Regions from separate parts of the Homo sapiens genome. Here region 1 is linked to region 2. A link is a loop called in an ENCODE intact Hi-C map of the cell type or tissue named here. Cell type or tissue: Caco-2. All regions are shown on one strand. Each heading gives the region's core, and the rest is flanking DNA. Links, peaks and the distances in the headings are about the cores only.

What was found. Hi-C counts contacts between places; a loop is a spot of excess contacts. Peaks named below come from ENCODE experiments on the same cell type or tissue, not always from the same donor. Only the 100,000 strongest peaks of a DNase experiment are listed, where the experiment ranks them.
Region 1: a loop joins it to region 2, with 5 times the contacts of the local background. A loop is called at or near these places in 10 of 110 quality-filtered maps.

What each region holds. Positions count from the first base shown.
Region 1 is chr7:151,363,992-151,373,509 of GRCh38, reverse strand. NUB1 (negative regulator of ubiquitin like proteins 1) reads right to left here. Exons shown (of 15, transcript NM_001243351.2): 9 at 6,385-6,571; 10 at 5,542-5,649; 11 at 4,623-4,775. It also overlaps a transcript of WDR86 not described here. Among named protein-coding and RNA genes, the nearest start is that of NUB1, 27 kb to the right of the region's middle. In Caco-2, for the core only: a CTCF peak has its summit at 5,218 (motif pointing left); a DNase peak (open chromatin) is centred at 5,179.
Region 2 is chr7:151,454,356-151,463,873 of GRCh38, reverse strand. No RefSeq gene overlaps it. Among named protein-coding and RNA genes, the nearest start is that of CRYGN, 19 kb to the right of the region's middle. RefSeq lists enhancers at 1,001-1,552, 2,653-3,320, 4,658-5,326, 6,051-6,923, 6,924-7,796. In Caco-2, for the core only: no CTCF peak of the experiment used is centred there; DNase peaks (open chromatin) are centred at 3,243 and 3,773; H3K4me3 peaks cover 1,123 bases.

The DNA of each region.
Region 1 (9,518 bases), core at 823-8,822, 91 kb after region 2:
CTAACCTCTTGGTTCTCAACCCTGTTTCTCAGAGTTGCCTGCTATTGCTGCAGGAGCGCAGGACGGCTGCAGAGGGTTCTAGTCTCTTCACCTCTCCCACCCAGGGCCAATCAGGAGAGTTCCCAATTTATTTTGTAAACTAGTATCCCCATAAAAATGTCATTTAAAAAGGGGATTTTGCTGCTTAAAAACAACAACAACAAAGCAAGTTTGAAAACCAGGAATTTAATCCAACCTCATTATTTTCCCAACAAGGAGACAGAAAGCTTTCAACAAAGTTAAGTGACTTGCTACATTCTCCCAGGGAGACCAGCCCCACCATCAGCAGCAGCGAGGACGGGGGAGAAAACAGACTCCTTCCTTCCAGAGACCTGATCCTGCCTCCTGCCCAGCCCAGGCAACAGGCGCCTCCCTGCATTTTCCCCACAGCAGGAAAGCGGCCTCATCTCTTAGGAAAACAAAAGCATCATCATTGTGGAACCAGACTCCACAGGCCCCACAGTAGGAGCAGGCAGAACAGAGTGGCTGCTGGAAACATCTCCAGGGATGAAGACATCTGTAGACTCATGGCCTGTCTCTATCACAGGAGAACCTCCTGGTGTGGCCCTGGAGTGCCCACAGCGCCAGCTCCCTTTGCTTCCCCTTCAGCTGCACCAGGCCTGTCTCATGCCCCCATTACGTGCTCTACCTCTCAGTGGCCAGTCTCCCCCAGCTCCAGCCCCGCTGCACAGGGCAGCAGGCTCCGTCATTCCAGTCACCTACCTGAAAGCCCGCAGCAGCTCCTGACCACCTCCCCACACTGAGGCACCAGCTCCTTATTCTGCTACTCAGGGCCCCCACTCCCTGGCCCCAACAATGCTTCGAAACTGACCTTATCCTGCCACACCACCCCAACCACACATGCCAGCAGGAGTCTTTCATACCACTCACATTTGCACTTTTATTTACACATACTCCATGTAAAATGCCTTTACTGGCCCCATCCTCTGCTTTCAATACAGTTTCTTCCATTTATATTCCAAAAGGCTAAGAAGCGCACCTAACATCCAAGCACAGAGAAGGACGCTGCCAGCCAGCGGACCTGGGCATTACCTAACACAGACCTCACACCAACTGGGAGCTTCGAAGAATACTTCCTTTCATTACAAATGTCTTAGTCTGTTTCCTTTTAATCATGTAAACACATGTGAGAACATTATTTTCTGAAATTTCTCTTTATACTAAGATGAGTTAGAAAGATAAAGTAGATCAAATCAATGACAGTGAGTACTGCACTGAAGTGGCTACAGTTAAGTAGAATCAGATCTCAAGAGAGAGGCACTGTATGGTCACAACAAGCTGGGATGGCCTCTTAGGAAGGCTACGTCTCACGGCCTGGCCATGCCGAAGCATGATCTGTGAGCTCCGTTTCTACAGCTGTTGCTTTTCTCAGATGAGAAACTGGTCTGTACTCAGGGCCATATTGCACAAAAAATATAAACTTTTAATAATTATGTATTAAAGGCTGGGTGCAGTGGCTCACACCTGTAATCCCAGCACCTTGGGAGGCCAAGGTGGGAGGACTGCTTGAACCCAGGAGTTTTGAGACTGGCCTGGGCAACATGGTGAGACCCCATTTCTACAAAAAAATAAAAATCAGCCGAGAGCTCTTGGCAGGAGGATCATTGGAGCCCGGGAGATCAAGGTTGCAGTGAGCCATAATCACGCCACTGCCCTCCAGCCTGGACAAGAGAGCAAGGCTCTGTCTCAAACAAAAACATGAACGAATTGTTTTACATTCAGCTCAGTCAGATGCTCATACCTAGAACGTTGGAACTCCGAGGGCAGCAGATTTCTCTTGCTCATCTAAAGCTCCGATAGGAGCTCACTTTCTGTGGGACATTGTTTTTGTCTTTCCAGCACCCATTCTACCCCTCCCTGAGGTGTGGGAGGCTGCTCCAGCTCCCCAGGTGGCCCCTGAATGGGCTAAGGTGGCAACCCTCTATCTCTTGCCACAGGCCTGAGCCAGTCTTGGCGTTCCTCCAGCCTCAGTGACAGGTTCAAGGCTGCCCAATCACAAGAAGCTCAGGATTTTCCCTGAGGATTCTGGGACACAGATTATGGCCCTTGTTGTGACTGGATGACACTGATGACATGGGGTGGGGGGTGGGGGTAAAAGACAGACCTCAGGTCCTCAGTGACATCAGTAAGCCACTGAATGAATCACCTAACCCTGAGACCTATCCTACTTCTGGACTTTTTACAAGTAAACGGCCAATAAATCCCACCACATCCCTTGTTTTGATGTTTAGGCCATTTTGGGTTTTTTGTTGTTGTTGTTGCTTTCAGCCAAAGGCATCGTAACTAACAACATCTGTTGGGTGGAAGAGGGAGAAGGATCAACTGCACTATATACACTGGTTTTTTTATTTGCATTTTCTCCAAGGGCTTTTAACTTCAGAAATGTACAAGTGATATGACTCCACTATACTTTAAAAGACCACCTCTGAGCAACAGCTCTTCCCATGTGTAAGATGAGAAGTACCTGTCCTGTGGCCTCTCGGCTGGTCACAGGCAGAAGTGAATGACATGAGTGTGACAATGTTTTATGAACTATAGTCTTATACAGTGATGAGAACTGTTTTCCAAATGATCTCATTTTAAAACACTAGCTTTCCAGATGCTAATAAAATCTTACTTCATTCTCAGTAAACTATCGCAAGAACAAAAAACCAAACACCGCATATTCTCACTCACAGGTGGGAATTGAACAATGAGAACACGTGGACACAGGAAGGGGGACATCACACTCTGGGGACTGTTGTGGGGTGGGGGGAGGGGGGAGGGATAGCTTTAGGAGATATACCTAATGCTAAATGACGAGTTAATGGGTGCAGCGCACCAGCATGGCACATGTATACATATGTAACTAACCTGCACATTGTGCACATGTACCCTAAAACTTAAAAGTATAATAATAATAAAATAAAATTAAAGGAAAAAATAAATAAAAATAAAAATAATAAATTCTTACTGGTAGTGGAGTAATAGTAAAGCAATAAATCAGTATCAGCAATGTTCATTTTTCTGTTAGTACTGAATTAGACCATGTAAAACTCAAACACACAGAACTCAACTTTTCAGCTGGTCGCAGTGGCTCACACCTGTGATCCCAGCACTTTGGGAGGCCAAGGCGGGAGGATCACTTGAGGTCAGGAGTTCGAGACCAGCCTGGCCAAATTGGTAAAACCCCATCTCTACTAAAAATACAAAAAGTAAAGCTGGGCGTGGTGGTGGGCACCTGTAATTCCAGCTACTTAGAAGGCTAAGGCAGAAGAATCACTTGAACCTGGGAGGCAGAGGTTGCAGTGATCACGCCACTGCACTCCAGCCTGGGTGACAGAGTGAGACTCTGGAATAAAAAAAAAAAAAAGAACTCAGCTTTTCAAAGTCTCTGCCTTTACCTACTCATTGACTTCTATAGCAAGACCCAAAGGACCACGATTGGACTAGGCAAGAGAGAAAGGTAATGACCACAGCTGGTGTTGTAAAAGGAGAAACCCTGTGACTGCTCACCACGGAATGAACCCACGAATCCACTCCCTCTCTGGCATCAGGTAGGCAAACAACCACGGGGCTTTCCTGCTCCCATCCAAATACCCCTGAGGCTGCTTTTTTCCTTCAGGATTATCCTAGTGTTTAGCAAAAAGGGAAACGAGGTAACATACATGTGAAGATTCTAGAGACTTCTATGGCTGGAGTTTACAGCTAGAAAGGACCTGTGAGATAATCTAGTACCAACTTCTTGTTTTGGCAAGAAGAAAAATGGCTCTCCTGCTAATATTCCACCATGACCGCCCTCTAGACCTCAGTTCTTTCACTGCAGAACATATTGGATAGAATAAGGATGCTTCCAACTCCAAAATTCTAAGGTTTTCTTTAATGTACTTAATTGTTTCAAATGATTATAGTTTTTTAACCTGTGCTTTCATAATATAATACAACTTGTTTCTATGATTTGACTTATGTTTCTAGGCAAGGATGCAATCCCCAACTTTAATAATGACCTCATGAAAAAACAATTTTGTTTTTAAAATGACTTCCAGAAATACACTATGGTGTTAAAGAAAGAGAGAGAGGGGACCGTTTGCCACCACAGCAGGAAACAAAACTAAGGAGACTGCAGCATGTGAAAAATGATCCAATTGAAAAAGACAAGTTTCGGCCAGGCGCGGTGGCTCACACCTGTAATCCCAGGACTTTGGGAAACTGAGGTGGGCGCATCACTTGAGGTCAGGAGTTTGAGAACAGCCTGGCCAACATGGTGAAACCCCATCTTTACTAAAAATACAAAAATTAGCCAGGTGTGGTGGCACACACCTGTAATCCCAGCTACTCAGGAGGCTGAGGCACGAGAATTGCTTGAACCCGGGAGGCGGAGCTTGCAGTGAGCCAAGATCGTGCCACTGCACTCCAGCCTGGATGACAAAGTGAGACTCTGTCTCAAGAAAAAAAAAAGGACAAGTTTCTCCTTCCTTCCCAATCTGGAGTAATAAAGAGTTCCTGGTTATTAACACTCCTGTGGGATTATCTTTTTTTGTTCTTTCATACCCAAGAGAGCTAGGGCATGTGAAAGTGGGTACCTCTCTGCGGTTGGTAATATGAGTGGCCGCATGATCCACGTTCCCATCACACGCCCTCAGGCCAAGCCGGGCTTCCTGGGCAGTAAACCCCAACTGCAACAAATTGTCCACTTTTGATGGATCAATATATAGCTCTTTAAAGAGCTGACGTGCCTAGAGACAGGGAAATGTAAGAATCATGTAACCACGGCAATACTTAAAGCTTAATACAAAGTGAAAGCCTAAAAGAAATTAGATTGTATCCAATGTGAATTAAAAGGCATCAGATTTTGGATAAAATCTCTAAACTAGGCCTGTTATTAACAAGTACAAATGGAAACAGACCAACACTACCTCTACTCACATAACTTAGCCACAGCACAACACGAGGTAAGAGGCTGGGTGTTGCAGAAGTGACTGGTAACCACTTTGTTTTTGCAACAAAAGCCCCCGAATTTCAGCTGTGCACGTGGCATTTCTCACCCTCCCTTGCAGCTGGGTGTAGCCAGGTAGTGAAGTCGAAGTCAATGGCATGCAGCCACAGCGCTGGGTGCAGCTGCGGGGTCATCTCTCCAGTGGCCTGCTCTGGACTCTCTCTTGCCCCCTCTGCTGGCTGGAAGAGGCACTGACAGGAGCAACCTAGGACGCCTCGCTGAGGCTGGCGGGCTGCTCACTGCTCCGGCCTGGCTCACCTCTAGACGGCAAGATGAGTGAGCCATAAACTTCTATCCAATTAAAGTCACTGTCTTTTTGAAGTCTCATTACAGCATCTGGCTGTACTCTAACATATACAAATATGTTTCTGGTTCAACATCTCCTGTGCACGGAGAAAGCACAGGCATGTTTCTCACAAGTCACAAACTACTAAGTTAAAATCCTTAACTTCTGGGAATGTTTTTTAAAAGGAGGTGAAAATTGGTTACAACTTTACTTTTCTTACCTTGTTAAGATACTCATAAGCCTCTACATCATTTCCACTGTGATAGTTTCGGATCCCTTGAAGTAAGTAGAGTCTTAGAAACAGTACCTTCTCTTTCCCACAATTTCCCTAAAATTATTGAAGAAAAAAAGGATAAAATTGCCTTATTTCTAATTACAGGTCTATAATACTCATCTCTGTCATTCCCTTGGTCTCCAGAGGGGCAACATGATAGGTATTAAAATGTCCATGGCTTCACTATGACTGACGGCAAAAGTGAAGCCCCCTCTTCCCCATCCCCTGTGGTATGATAACATTCCTCATGCCACACAGGAGAGTCAGTGTCAGGGCACCAGCCTCCAGACATGCAGCACAGTGGCCCTTCTGGTCAGCAGAGAAGTATGCAGAAATCCAAACCAGGTATCAGAGAGTCTGCATCAGCAGGATTTTGATGACTTGGGGAAATCAGAAAAATCCTTACTCGAGCCACAGCTCTTGAGCTGTGACTCATTCACGTAAACCATTACTGCTGAAATGTCTATTTTCTGCATTTACATCTTGCAAATTAGACTCTACCGATATAAAGAAGTCAGCAGCTCTCTCCTGGTCAGGGTGATCACTGATGGGGTTCTATGACTAGCAAACCATGTTCCTTTGGGCTAAATGCTCACACGCTAAGTAAGAGAGACAGCCAGATTTGTAAAACATTGAACACTTTATAAATATATAGTTTAAAAAGACTATACTGCATACTACTATCAAAATGAAATTACCTTCTGGCAGTAGTTCAAATACTTTAACAGGAATAAACACAAATGCTAGAAATGGACTCAACGAGACATAAGATGAATTCCAGGAACATACTTTTATGTGGACCAGTCTCTGATGATTTTCTCCGTAACAATTTTTAAAGCATTTCTGGGCCAAGTTTAATTTTTTTTCTGCATCATCAAGGCATTCCAGCTGTTCCAGGCGGAAGTAACACCACACTATATCCAGCTGGAGGACGGCGTAGTTATCCACTGTGTCCAGCAGCTCTCTGCAACACTCACTGGAAAGAGAAGGACAGTGACATCACTGCCAAGCAGCATTTGAAACATTTTTAGCATTTGAAACCTTTTTGTGAATGACTGGAATTCTTTCCCCGTTCTTGGTATATATTCAAAGGCTGACTGCTCTAAAAGAGAGATCCTAATGTTTAGGAAGGGAGCTGTGTTTATAATCTCATCCTTCTAATGGGGGAAAGAAAGAGAAATCAGAAATCAGGGCTTAGGAATCAAAGCTTACCACCACTTGCCCCAGGACACACATGCAGCCCCTTGATAGGAAGCAGAACCCAGGGCCACTGTTTCAGAGGCCCTCAGCAAATACGGGGAAGACCATGCTTTAAAGCTGTGACTTCCAATCCTGACTGCAAATCAGCATCACCTGGGCCAGAGCAACGTTCTTTCTTTCTTTCTTTCTTTCTTTAAGAATCATTGATCCCACCCAGACCAAACATAACAGAAATTTCTGGGGGTTGGGCCTGGTGGTTATACTGCCAGAGTCTCCCCAGCTGATTCTAGTGTACAGCCAGGGCTGAACACCACTTCTTTAAAGACACCAAAAAAATCCCTACGTACTATGAATGCCTCAGCTGATGACGGCTCTGACAAGGCATTCATGTTCAATCATATTCAAGCTGGGGGAAAAACAATCCAGAAAGCACCAGGCTCTAACGGCCCAGCTGATTTCTGAGGGCCTGTGTGCAGGCAAAATTTGACTCCGTATTCGTGGCAGCAGGCTGAACCCAGGCGCAGCAAAGGGAAGAAAGACAGCAACAGAAGTCAGTGTGCTCCAGGAGGAGCACTGACAAAGACAGCCATCAAGGTGACTAATTTTAAGTTATGATTACATTAAAAATTCCTAATGCCAATCTAGGTCTCAAGTCTTCAATAAGAACATTTGGAACCACACATTGTATATGAACAAGGTTTTCTCTCTTTATGTTCATTGGTGTTCTACTAAAAATAAGAATGCTCTTGTATAAAACTACAAAATCCACATGGCCTCAAGCTTCCTGTCCTGCCTATCAAAATATGCATGGAATAAAAAAAAAAGGACTTTAATTTTGTCATTTACTCTTTAAAACAGTAGTCTCCTAAAGAGGGCCCATGTACACAGTCCAGTTGTGGGTGCGGCAAGAAAAATGTATCACAGCAGTATTTTTATATTTATTTTCATCTCTCTCAACATTTCTAATTTCGTGAATGTTTGAGAACACATACACCATGTTTTACACACGTGTGCACGCAGACACACAGATGTGGAGCTGGGTGAGGGGTGCTTTCTCCAAATCTACGGCTCAGCCTGAGAACCTGCCTTTGAGAGAAACAGCAGCGCTTTGTGGATTGTGGTCTGATCTCACAGTCGTGTTGAGATTTCCTGCCTCTAGGCACATTCTGGTCCCAGTGACAGAAGACTCTCCTGCCACTCGCAGGAAAGCAATGGGCATGTGGCCGAACTTCTCCATCTCCTGCATGTTGCTTTAACAGGCTCGTTCATGTTTTACTAAGCATCAAGAGCGTGGGCAGAAATGGCCTCATGTCAGTTAAAAATAAAATCAATATGCACTTATCTCAAGTTTGACCCAGGAGTGAGTATTTATTTGTGCAGCCAAAAAAAAAAAAAAGAGAGAGAAGAAAACCAACAAAATGAACAAACACACAAAAAACCCAAAGCAGAGGTCTCATATTAGAGGGGTACATGTCATCCTTTTAGTTTTGAGAAATCAACACTTATTATTATATATAAAACTATATTTAAACCTGATCATTTGCTTGGGGCAAAGTGGTTTCTTAAAGCCTGGTATAAATTGCATTTAGAAGGCTGGGTGTGGTGGCTCACACCTGTAATCTCAGCACTTTGGGAGGCCGAGGCAGGAAAATCACTTGAACCCAAGAGTTTGAGACCAGCCTGAACAACATAGAGACTCTGTCTCTAAAGAAAAAAAAAAAATTATAAAAATAAAAAATTTCATTTAGAGTGTACTTTTATTAACATTGCTTTGGTTTACAATTTTAGTAGCATTAATATTCAACACTGTTACATTTTCATGCTGACGATATTAAAATAAACGTAAAATATTTATTTAAATAAAATCTACTGAGCCTAGCTTTCAAAAAATTAAATCCTGGCCAGGCACAGTGGCTCACGCTTGTAATCCCAGCACTTTGGGAGGCCGAGGCGGGCAGATCACCTGAGGTCAGAGGGTCAAGACCAGCCTGGCCAACATGGTGAAACCCCATTTCTACAAAAATTAGCGGGGCATGATGGCGGGTGCCTGTAATCCCAGCTACTCGGGAGGCTGAGGTGGGAGAATTGCTTGAACCCAGGAGGCGGAGGTTGCAGTGAGCCGAGATCGTGCCATTGCACTCCAGCGTGGGCGACAGAGCGAGACTCCGTCTCAAAAACAACAACAACAAAAATTAAATCCCATTTGAGCTTAAGTCGGTTATTTAACAGAAATTTATTATGTTTGTCTTACAGTTTTTTTGTTTTTTTTTTTGTTTTTTTTTGTTTTTGTTTTTGAGACGGAGTCTCGCTCTCTCCTCCAGGCTGGAGTGCAGTGGTGCAATCTCGGCTCACTGCAAGCTTCGCCTCCCGGGTTCCTGCCATTCTCCTGCCTCAGCCTCTCAAGTAGCTGGGACTACAGGCGCCTGCCACCATGCCCGGCTAATTTTTTGTATTTTTAGTAGAGACGGGGTTTCGCCCTGTTAGCCAGGATGGTCTGATCTCCTGACCTCGTGATCTGCCTGCCTCGGCCTCCCATAGTGTTGGGATTACAGGCGTGAGCCACCGCGCCCGGCCAGGCTTACCTTTCTTGAAATTAATATTTATTTAACATAAAAATTTTAGGCCAGGCGCGGTGGCTCACACCTGTAATCCCAGCACTTTGGGAGGCTGAGGCGGACGGATCACCTGACGTCAGGAGTTCAAGACCATCCTGGCCAACATAG
Region 2 (9,518 bases), core at 594-8,593:
CAACAAATCCTAAGGGCCTTGCCTTCAAAAATCTACCTTGTGTTTTGTCCATTTTTGTCTCCACTGCATCCTGGTCTGCAATGGGACACCCTCTGAGCCCCTACACCTCAGCCAAAGCCAGCTTGTAAAAACAGTATCATGTTGCTCCTTTGCTTAAAATCCCTCCGTGATGATTGTGCCAAATCCGTGTGTCCCAGCCTCAAGGCTCAGAGTGACCTTGCTGCTGCTTAGCTCAACCCTGTCTAGTTAGTGGCCTTGATCAGTTTCCAGAGCCAGAAAGCTCTCTTAGCCATGGGGGCTTCTGGGGCTCTTTCCTTTGCCTGGGACACCCCTTCCCGAGACTTCTAACCCTTCAGATCTCAACATTGTCTCTTCCCAGGGGCTTCTAGGATGGCCTGAAGCACCCCTCTCTGTGAATCTATCCAAGCACTCATGTTTTATCATATGGTACAGCATGTGTCATAACTGATCATCACTTTTGTTCCTTGTATTGTGTATGTTGTGTATTACTCGACTAGATTTGGCTGGAGTGGAGACAGTGTCTCAGACATCTTTGATTCCAAGCTCCTCCTAGCACAGAGCCTATAAAATAGATACTTTCTACTGTGCCATTTTAATTTCCTTGTAGTTTGTGTGTGTGTGTGTGTGTGTGTGTGTGTGTGTGTATTTTAAGTTATTAGCAGTTGCCCTGGGAATTACAGTTAACATCTTACTTTATTATAACACTCTAGTTAAGATTCATACCAACTTAATTTCAATAGCATACAAAAGCTTGGCTCCAGTTCCTCTCTCATTTGTGCTGCTATTGTCATGCAAATGACATTTCTATATATTATATGCCCATCAGCACAGGCTTACAATTGGCTTATGAAGTTGCCTTTTAAATCAAATAGAGAAAAGAAGTTACAATTAAAAAATACATTGATGTTGTCTTTTCTACATGCTTATGTGGTTGCCTTTACAGGTGCCCATTATTACTCCTCATTAGGATTCAAGTTACTGTCTAGTGTCCTTTTCTTTCAGCCTGAAGGGCTCCTTTGGTATATCTTCTAGAGCAGGTCTGCCAGCAATGGGTTATCATGGGTTTTGTTTATCTGGGAATGTCTTCTTTATTTTTCAAGGATAGTCTTGTTGGGTATAAAAGTTGGGGGGAGAGTTTTGCTGTCAGCACTTCTACTTACCCAACTTATTCAGGTATTTCATGAGCAGCACTCAGCCTGGAGCCTGCAGGCTCTTGTGTAACCCCAGAAACATAATGGCTTCCCAGGCCCCCTGTGGGCATCTCATTTTCCAGTTTCTGTTAGCTTGTTGTTTGCCCCAGTGTCAACTAAATTGCTGCTGATTGTTTTGATAAACGTCCCCAGGGAGAAAGTGCTGGGTGAGCCTAGCTCAGAGTCAGGTCACAGGCTAGCTTGCAGGTGGAACCACCAGACCAGGCAAATGAGGTCACTGAGCTCCAACCCCAACTTGACCCTTCCTGTGGCTGCTAAGCTGCTGAGTTTTATGGGGATTGCTGCTGTTGCTTTCAAGGCTACCAGGGAGCTCAGGGGCAGAGGTTTGGAGGGCTGTGAATAGGGCCAGTAAAAATGCCACAATGCTCACTGCTCTGAGGTTCAGCCAATTTCCTTCAACACTCCCTGGATTGTTATGAGCCTTTGGTTAATTTCCGGAGCTCTGGAAACGTTTATTTTTTTGGACAGTTTTTGCCAGTGTTCTCATTAGGTTCCTGGGGTCCTTACTGCACAGTTCCTGATGGTGTGGCTGCTGAATGAATGAGCAGAGGCGCCTTTGTAGGGCACCACCTTCTGGACAGGTTCTTTTGAATTTAGCCTGCACCTGTTGCTGTGTGATTAAAATTCCCCACCATGTATACAGTGCATTGTGCTGCCATTTGACCTGTCGTTATTGAGTCCACCTGACACCAGCTCCCAACAAAGAAGGGCTGCTCCTGCTCAGTGCCCTCTGCCATTGTTAATACAAACAGACTGAGATTGCAGCTGTACCCAGAGGTCTGAAAGTCACTCAGATGCCCCAGAATGTGCTGCTGCCTCATAGCAATGCTTGTAGAGGTCTGGGCTCTCAGGGGAATATCTGTAGTGCCTGCAGGCTGCTGCCCCAGTCTAAGAGGTGTGCACACTGCTGCCTTGCCCCTGTGCCAGAGCCTCCTCAGCAGAGCCTGAGGTTCCAGGAGGTGTGTGTGCTCGCAGAAGCCTCTGGATGCTGTGGTTACTCCGGTTGCCCACACTGCCTAGCAATCCTTGAACCAGGATGCCTTCAAAGCATTCCTTGGGAGATTCCAGAACCATTCCACCTCGTTACCCTCCCCCAAGAAGGGGATGTTTTATATAAAGAAAAAAAACAATTTTTGTGTTGCCCATCCTCCCTACCTCAATGACTTCCTAGAGGGCAACAGAATGGCCAGGTGAGAGCTGCTGTGGGGTTAGAACTGGAAAGAATCAGATCTAATTTAACATCCTTGTTTTCAGATCATGGAACCCGAGGTCCAGAGAGGTCAAGGGGCAGCTACTTGATCCCCCACTTAGTCTGTGTTTCCACCACACCACATTGGGACATAGCCCATGAGCCTGTCCACAGGGAACCCCAGTCAGAGCTTCATCCCCAGTCAGGGACAAAGACTTGGAACATTCCGGTCCTGGCCCCCTCTACAGCTAATAAAAACCTTTGGGCAACTCCTTTATATTTTGTGATCTTCTTTTATTTTAAAACTTCCCTTCACCAGGGATCGTTGTCACAGCCAAAAGTATGAAAACCCTGGATGTTTCCAAAGTGCTATAGAAGCACCAAGCCACAGTCCTGAGGACGGGTGTGCTAACCTCAGACTGCCAGCTGGAGCTCTCACCTGGTGTCAGGGTCCCCGTGAGTTTCTGCAGCTTCACGAGTGCCCATGATTGTGTATCTCCAGCAGCAGTCGGTGCTGTGGGTGGCTCCGGAATCCTGCAGTGCTGCCATCTTATTCCTGGGCTACACATCCAAAGCAATACGGAACACCACGACTTACCCCAGCAAACGAGTTTACCAAATCCGAGAAAAAATATTTCATTCCAGTCTGGCCCAAGGCATCAAGAACAGTATGATCTACTAAGAACTACCAACACAGTGATCCGAGGATTGCAGGCCCGCCCTCGTTCTCATGTCCAGCATGCTGAAGGTTGCCTGTGCGGTGTCACTATTGGTCCCCAGAGCTCAGTCCCACACCTGCCCAGCCAGACCCTGTGGCAGCGCAGCAGATTGTGTCCTGGCCAGGGAGGCTGCTGACCTGCCCAGTCAGCTTCTGAGCGGTGGGACCTCAGCTCCTCATCTGCAAAGGAGAGAGTCGCCTGGGAGATGACTCTGAAGGTCCCCCCGGGTCCCACATCTGCCACAATCTAGGAAACAGTCTTGGATTCGTAGTTTCACAAGAAATAGCACAGGATTCGGGAAATATTGTGGCCTCAGCAGCCAAGACCTTTCACCCAGTTCCTCCTACTGCCCAAGAAAGCCCCGGGCAGAGCTGTGCCTCCTGATTTATTCCCTACAAGAACACAACAGCCAGCTGGCAGGCTCCTGCGAGGAGAGAGCCTCTGCCTGCACCGCGTGGCTGCCGCCTGGCGTTCTGTATATCCCTCCACTCCCCTCCTGCTCCCATCATCATCAGATCAGCAAGGAATTCAAGTACATCAGCACAGGACTCTGTGGCTGCCTTACGGGGCGCGGTTGACGAGGGTGATATGTGCTGAACTTTACCCTAAAAGGCTCAAGCAGGAGGACAGCAGGGAGTTACAACTGGAGCAGCGGAAGGTCACATTCCTTAGCTCTGACGTCGGGATTTTTATTATCCCATAACAGAAATCGTTCCAAGGCGCAACCTTTTCTGTGTCTGGGGCATTGTTGTAAAGTTGTAGAATGACAGTAACAGCTCTAAGCCAGCGCAGCCGCCTGGCTCGGCAGTTACCACATATTGGCTTGTATCAGAGTGACCTGGATGGCTCGCTGACACAGGCTGGCTTCCCCCGCACAGTCCCTGATTGCAGAGGCCCCGTCAGGTGCAGGACATCTGCATGTCTTCCAAGTTCCAGGGACGCTGCTGCTGCTGCTGCTGCGAGCTCAGGGGCTGCATTTTGAGAAGCACTGGCTTGGACAATAATGGCACAGGGCTCTTATTGTCCAGATTAGGAGGGAGCACGGGCCGGAGTGACAGGACTGTGGGACCGCAGAGGTGGCCAGGCCACTCACCACCCCCTGGGGACTTGGACTGAGGGGGGCTGTGGGTTGAGTTGCCTCCCGGCAAAAGGCATGTTGAAGTCTTCATTCCCAGTACCTGTGAATGTGACTCTATTTGGAAATAGGGTCATTACCAACGAACAAAGTTAAAGTGAGCACATACTGGATTAGAGCAGACCCTAAACCAATGGCTGGTGTCCTTAGAACAGTGGTCCCCAACCTTTTTGGCACCAGGGACCAGTTTCATGGAAGACAATTTTTCCACGGACTGGAGTTGAGGGGATGGTTTCAGGATGAAACTGTTCCATCTTAGATCATGAGGCATTAGTTAGAGTCTCATCAGGAGCATGCAACCTAGGTCCCTCGCACGCACAGTTCATAATAGGGTTCGTACTCCCATGAGAATCTGAAGCCACCGCTGCTCTGACAGGAGGCAGAGCTCAGCTGGTAATGCTTGCTCGCCCCCTGCTCACCTCCTGCTGTATGGCCCAGTTCCTAACAAGCCACAGACCAGACCAGTCCATGGCCTGGGGGTTGGGATCCCTGCCTTATAAGAAAAATAAATTTGGGGCCGGGCACGGTGGCTCACGCCTGTAATCCCAGCACTTTGGGAGGCCGAGGCGGGCGGATCATGAGGTCAGGAGATCGAGACCATCCTTGCTAACACGGTGAAACCCCGTCTCTACTAAAAATACAAAAAAATTAGCCGGGCGTGGTGGCGGGTGCCTGTAGTCCCAGCTACTCGGGAGGCTGAGGCAGGAGAATGGTGTGAACCCGGGAGGTGGAGCTTGCAGTGAGCCGAGATGGCACCACTGCACTCCAGCCCAGGCAACAGAGTGAGACTCTGTCTCAAAAAAAAAAAAGGAAAAAAAAATGTAGACACAGAGAGGCAGAGACTGGTATACCAAGGACTGCCAGCACTTCCAGGAGCCAGGAGAGGCCTGGAGCAGATTCCCCTCTGAGCCTCCAAGAAGAAACCAACCCCCCAACACCTTGGTTTCAGACTTCCGGCCCCCAGAACAAGAGAATACGTTGCTATTGTTGTAAGCCACCCAGTCTGGGTTACTTTGTTATGGCAGCCCCAGGAGGCAAACAAAAACAGAGGGCTCCTTCAATGTGTGGCTTGCAGTTGTTTCTTGTTTTTGTGTGTGTGTGAGAGAGACAGAGTTTCGCTCTTGTCGCCTGGGCTGGAGTGCAATGGCGTAATCTCAGCTCACTGCAACCTCTGCCTCCTGGGTTCAAGCGATTCTCCTGCCTCAGCCTCCTGAGTAGCTGGGATTACAGGTGCCCACCACCACGCCCAGCTAATTTTTTTGTATTTTTAGTAGAGACGGGGTTTCACCATGTTGGCCAGGCTGGTCTTGAACTCCTGACCTCAGGTGATCCCCCGACTTTGGCTTCCCAAGGTGCTGGGATTACAGGCGTGAGCCACCACGCCCAGCTGTGGCTTGCAATTTTAAGACCAAGAGAGCCCCTGGCAAACTGGGGCAAGAAAGGATAAGGAGCCCAAATGACAGCTAGCCAGAACTTTCATGTCTACAAAGGAGAAAAGTGATGCTCAAAGTTGTGATCTGCCAAGAGTCGCCAGTGATATAGTTTGGATGTGTGTTCCCTCCGAATCACATGCTGAAATGTGATCCCCAAGGTTAGAGGTGGGGCCTGGTAGGAAGTGTTTGGGTCATGGAGGTGGATTCCTTGTGAATGGTTTGATGCTGTTCTCATGTTAATGAGTGAGTTCTCGCTCTGAGTTCATGCAAGACCTGGTTATTAAAAAGAGTCGGGGTTCCCCTCCCAATTCCACCTCTCTTGCTCCCTCTCGCCACATATGCTGGCTCCCCTTCACCTTCTGCCATGATTGGAAGCTTCCTGAAGCCCTCACCAGAAGCAAATGCCAACACTATGCTTCGTGTACAGCCTTCCGAACTGTGAGCCAAATAAACCTCTTTTCTTTGTAAATTACCCAGGCTCAGGTATTCCTTTACAGCAACGCAAATTGACTAATACACAAAATTGGTACTGAGGAGTAGGGTGTTGCTATAAAGATAGATACCTGAAGGTGTGGAAGTGGCTTTGGAGCTAAGTAATGGGAAGAGGTAGAAGAGTTTGAAGATGCTCAGAAGAAGACAGGAAGACAAGGGGAAAGTTTGGAACTTCTTAGAAACTTGTTAACTGGTTGTGACCAAAATGCTGATAGAAATATAGACAGTGAAGTCCAGGATGATGAGGTCTCAGGTGGAAATGAGGAACTTATTGGGAACTGGGGCCAAGATCACCCTTTACACCTCAGCAAAGAGCTGGGCTGCATTGTGTCCAAGTCCTGGGAATCTGTGGAAGTTTGAACTTAAGAGTGATGACCTAGGGTATCTGGTGGAAGAAATTTCTAAGCAGCAAAGCATTCAAGATGTGGTGTGGTTGCATCTACCAGCCTACGTTCAGATACAGGAAAAAGGAAATGACTTAAAATTAACACTTACATTTAAAAGGGAAGCAGAGTGTAAAAATTTGGAAAATTTGCAGCCTAACCTTGTGGTAGGGAAGGAAAAGCGTTTTCAGGAGAGGAACTGAAGGGAGCTGAAGCAGCCACTTCCTAGAGATTTGCATGACTAAAAGGGAGCCAAGCGCTAATGGCCAAGACAATGGGAAAGGGCCTCAAAGCCGTTTCAGAAGTCTTCAGGATAGCCCCTCCCATCACAGTCCCAGAGGCCTAGAAGGAAAGAAAGGTTTTGTGGGCCAGGCCCAGGGCCTCTGCTACCCTGCTCAGCCTCAGAACAGTGTTCCCCACATCCCTGGCACCCCAGCTCCAGCTTTGGCTCAAAGGGCCCCAGGTACAGCTCAGGCCACCACTTCGGAGGGCACAAGTTGTAAGCCTTGGCGGTTTCCTTGTGGTATTAAGACTGCAGGTGCACAGAGTGCAAAAGTGAAGGAGGCTTGGCAGCTTCCACCTATATTTCCACCCAGAGTCCCTGCAGAGAGATTACTAGGGCAATGCTGAGCAGAAATGTAAGATGGACCCTCCACGTAGAGTCCCCACTGGGGTACTGCCTAGTGGACCTGTGGAAATGAGGCCACCACCCTCCAGACCCTAGGATGGTAGAGCCACCAGCAGCTTGCCTAGAGGAGTTACAGGCACTCAAGTCCAACCTGGAGAGCAGCCATGGGGGATGCAACCTGCAAAGTCTCAGGGGCAGAGCTGCTCAGGGCCGTGGGAGCCCACCCCTCACACCAGTGTGCCCAGGATGCAGGACATGCAGTCAGGGAGATGATGTTGGAGCGTTGAGGTTTCATGTCTATCCTGCTAGGTTTCGGACTGCGCAGGGCCTGTCCCCCATTTCTTTTGGCCAGTTTCTCCCTTTTGGAAAGGGAATCATTACTCAATGCCTGTACCACCATTGTATCTGGGAAGTAAATTGTTTTTTATTTTACAGGCTTATAGATGGAAGGAATTTGCTTTGAGTCTCTGATGCGACTTTGGACTTGGGACTTTTAAGTTAATGCTAGAAAAAGTCACGACTTCAGAGGACCAGGGAGAAGGGATGGTTGTATTTTGCAATGTGCGAAAAACATGAGATTTGGGGGGTCAGGGGTGGAATGATATGGTTTGAATGTGTGTCCTCTCCAAATCTCATGCTGAAATGTGATCCCCAGTGTTGGAGGTGGGGCCTGGTGGAAGGTGTTTTGGTCATGGGGGTGGATCCCTCATGAGTGGTTTGGTGCCTTCCTCACAGTAATGAGTGAGTTCTCATTCTGAGTTCACACGTGATCCGGTTGTTAAAATGAGTCAGGGACCTCCCCGTCTGTCTTGCTCCCACTTGCCGTGGGGTACACTGACTGCCCTTCATCTTGCACCATGATTGGGAGCTTCCTGAGGCCCTCACCAGAGGCAGATGCCAATGCTATGCTTCTTGTACAGCCTGAACCAAATAAACCATGAAGCAAATAAAGCTCTTTTCTTTATAAATGACCCGGTCTCAGGTATTCCTTTACAGCACTGCCAACGGACGAACTCAGCCAGAAAATCCATGTTATAACCAAGACGAGAACCCACGTTTTCTAACAGCTGTCCAGGGTCCCAGTTGATTCACACACATGCGTGGATCCATGTATATACGCATGTATGCACATGTCAGCAGCCCTGAGATGGCCACCTGGGGGAAGGTGTTGCTTAGTGTCGATTGAGATTCAGCAGTTCTGGGGTAGAGCCCTAGACTTGGCACTTCTGATGAGTTCAAGGTGACCTTGGTGCTGCTAGACTGGGGGCCACACTTGAGCCCCTCGTGAAGATGCAGCACCTGCTTTCAGAAACGCTTAGCCCTCCCAGGGGCCTCGCGGTTCACGGTGAAGGGAGACCTGAAAGTGCAGGCTCCCAGGAAAGGGGAGGGGCCTGGCACTGCGGGGTGCCCGCTCTGCCCGCCGCTTCTTCATGGCTTTGCAGGGAAGGTGGCAAGAGACAGCGCACAGCACGTGTCTGACATCACCCAGCAGCGCAATGACAGCCAGGTCCTTGGAACCCCAAGCCGGGCATGCAGGCTCCATAACCCCTGGAACTAGAGTCCTTGTGGGATGTGAGGCCTTGCTGTCATGTTTTTTTCTGTTTCCACAGATCCTGGTTTTGAGGGGCAATTGGACAGCGTCTTCCTCACATGCAGGCCCTTGGGCTCCAGGGCTAGAGCCCCCTTTCCTGCCACCTGTCACCTGATGGTGGCTGGCCCACAGCTCCTTGTGGGACTTCCTGAGGGTGCCCGCAGCTCCCCTGCGGGCTCAGGACACAGACGCTCTGTCCAGTCTTTCTCCTCTGTCTTCTGCTACATCCTGCTTGGATTTGAGGAGTGCTGTGGTCTGAACATACCCCCTAAAATTTAGATATTGAAACTTAATCACCAGTGTGATACTAGGAAGAGGAGAGGCCTTTCCAAGGGGGAGGAAGTCTGAGGGTGAAGCCTCACGGATGGGCTCTGGGCCCTTATCAAAGGGCTTGAGGTAGTGGGTCCACTCTCTTATGCCGCGTGAAGACAGACTGTGCCATTGGTGAGAAACAGGCCCTCACCAGCCCCTGCCCCTGCGAGCACCATAACCTGGACTTCCCAGACTCCAGAACTGTGAGAACATGAGTTTCTTCTCCTTCTAAATTACCCAGTCTCAGGAATTTTGTTACAGCAGTGCAAGTGAACCGAGACGAGGAGGAAGGCCTGGGAAAGCCGCTGTCTTCCACATTCCACGCGTGGAGCTCCTGCCGCAGGCCGGTTTTAATTAAAAAACAAAAACAAGGCTGGGCACGGTGGCTCACACGTGTAATCCCA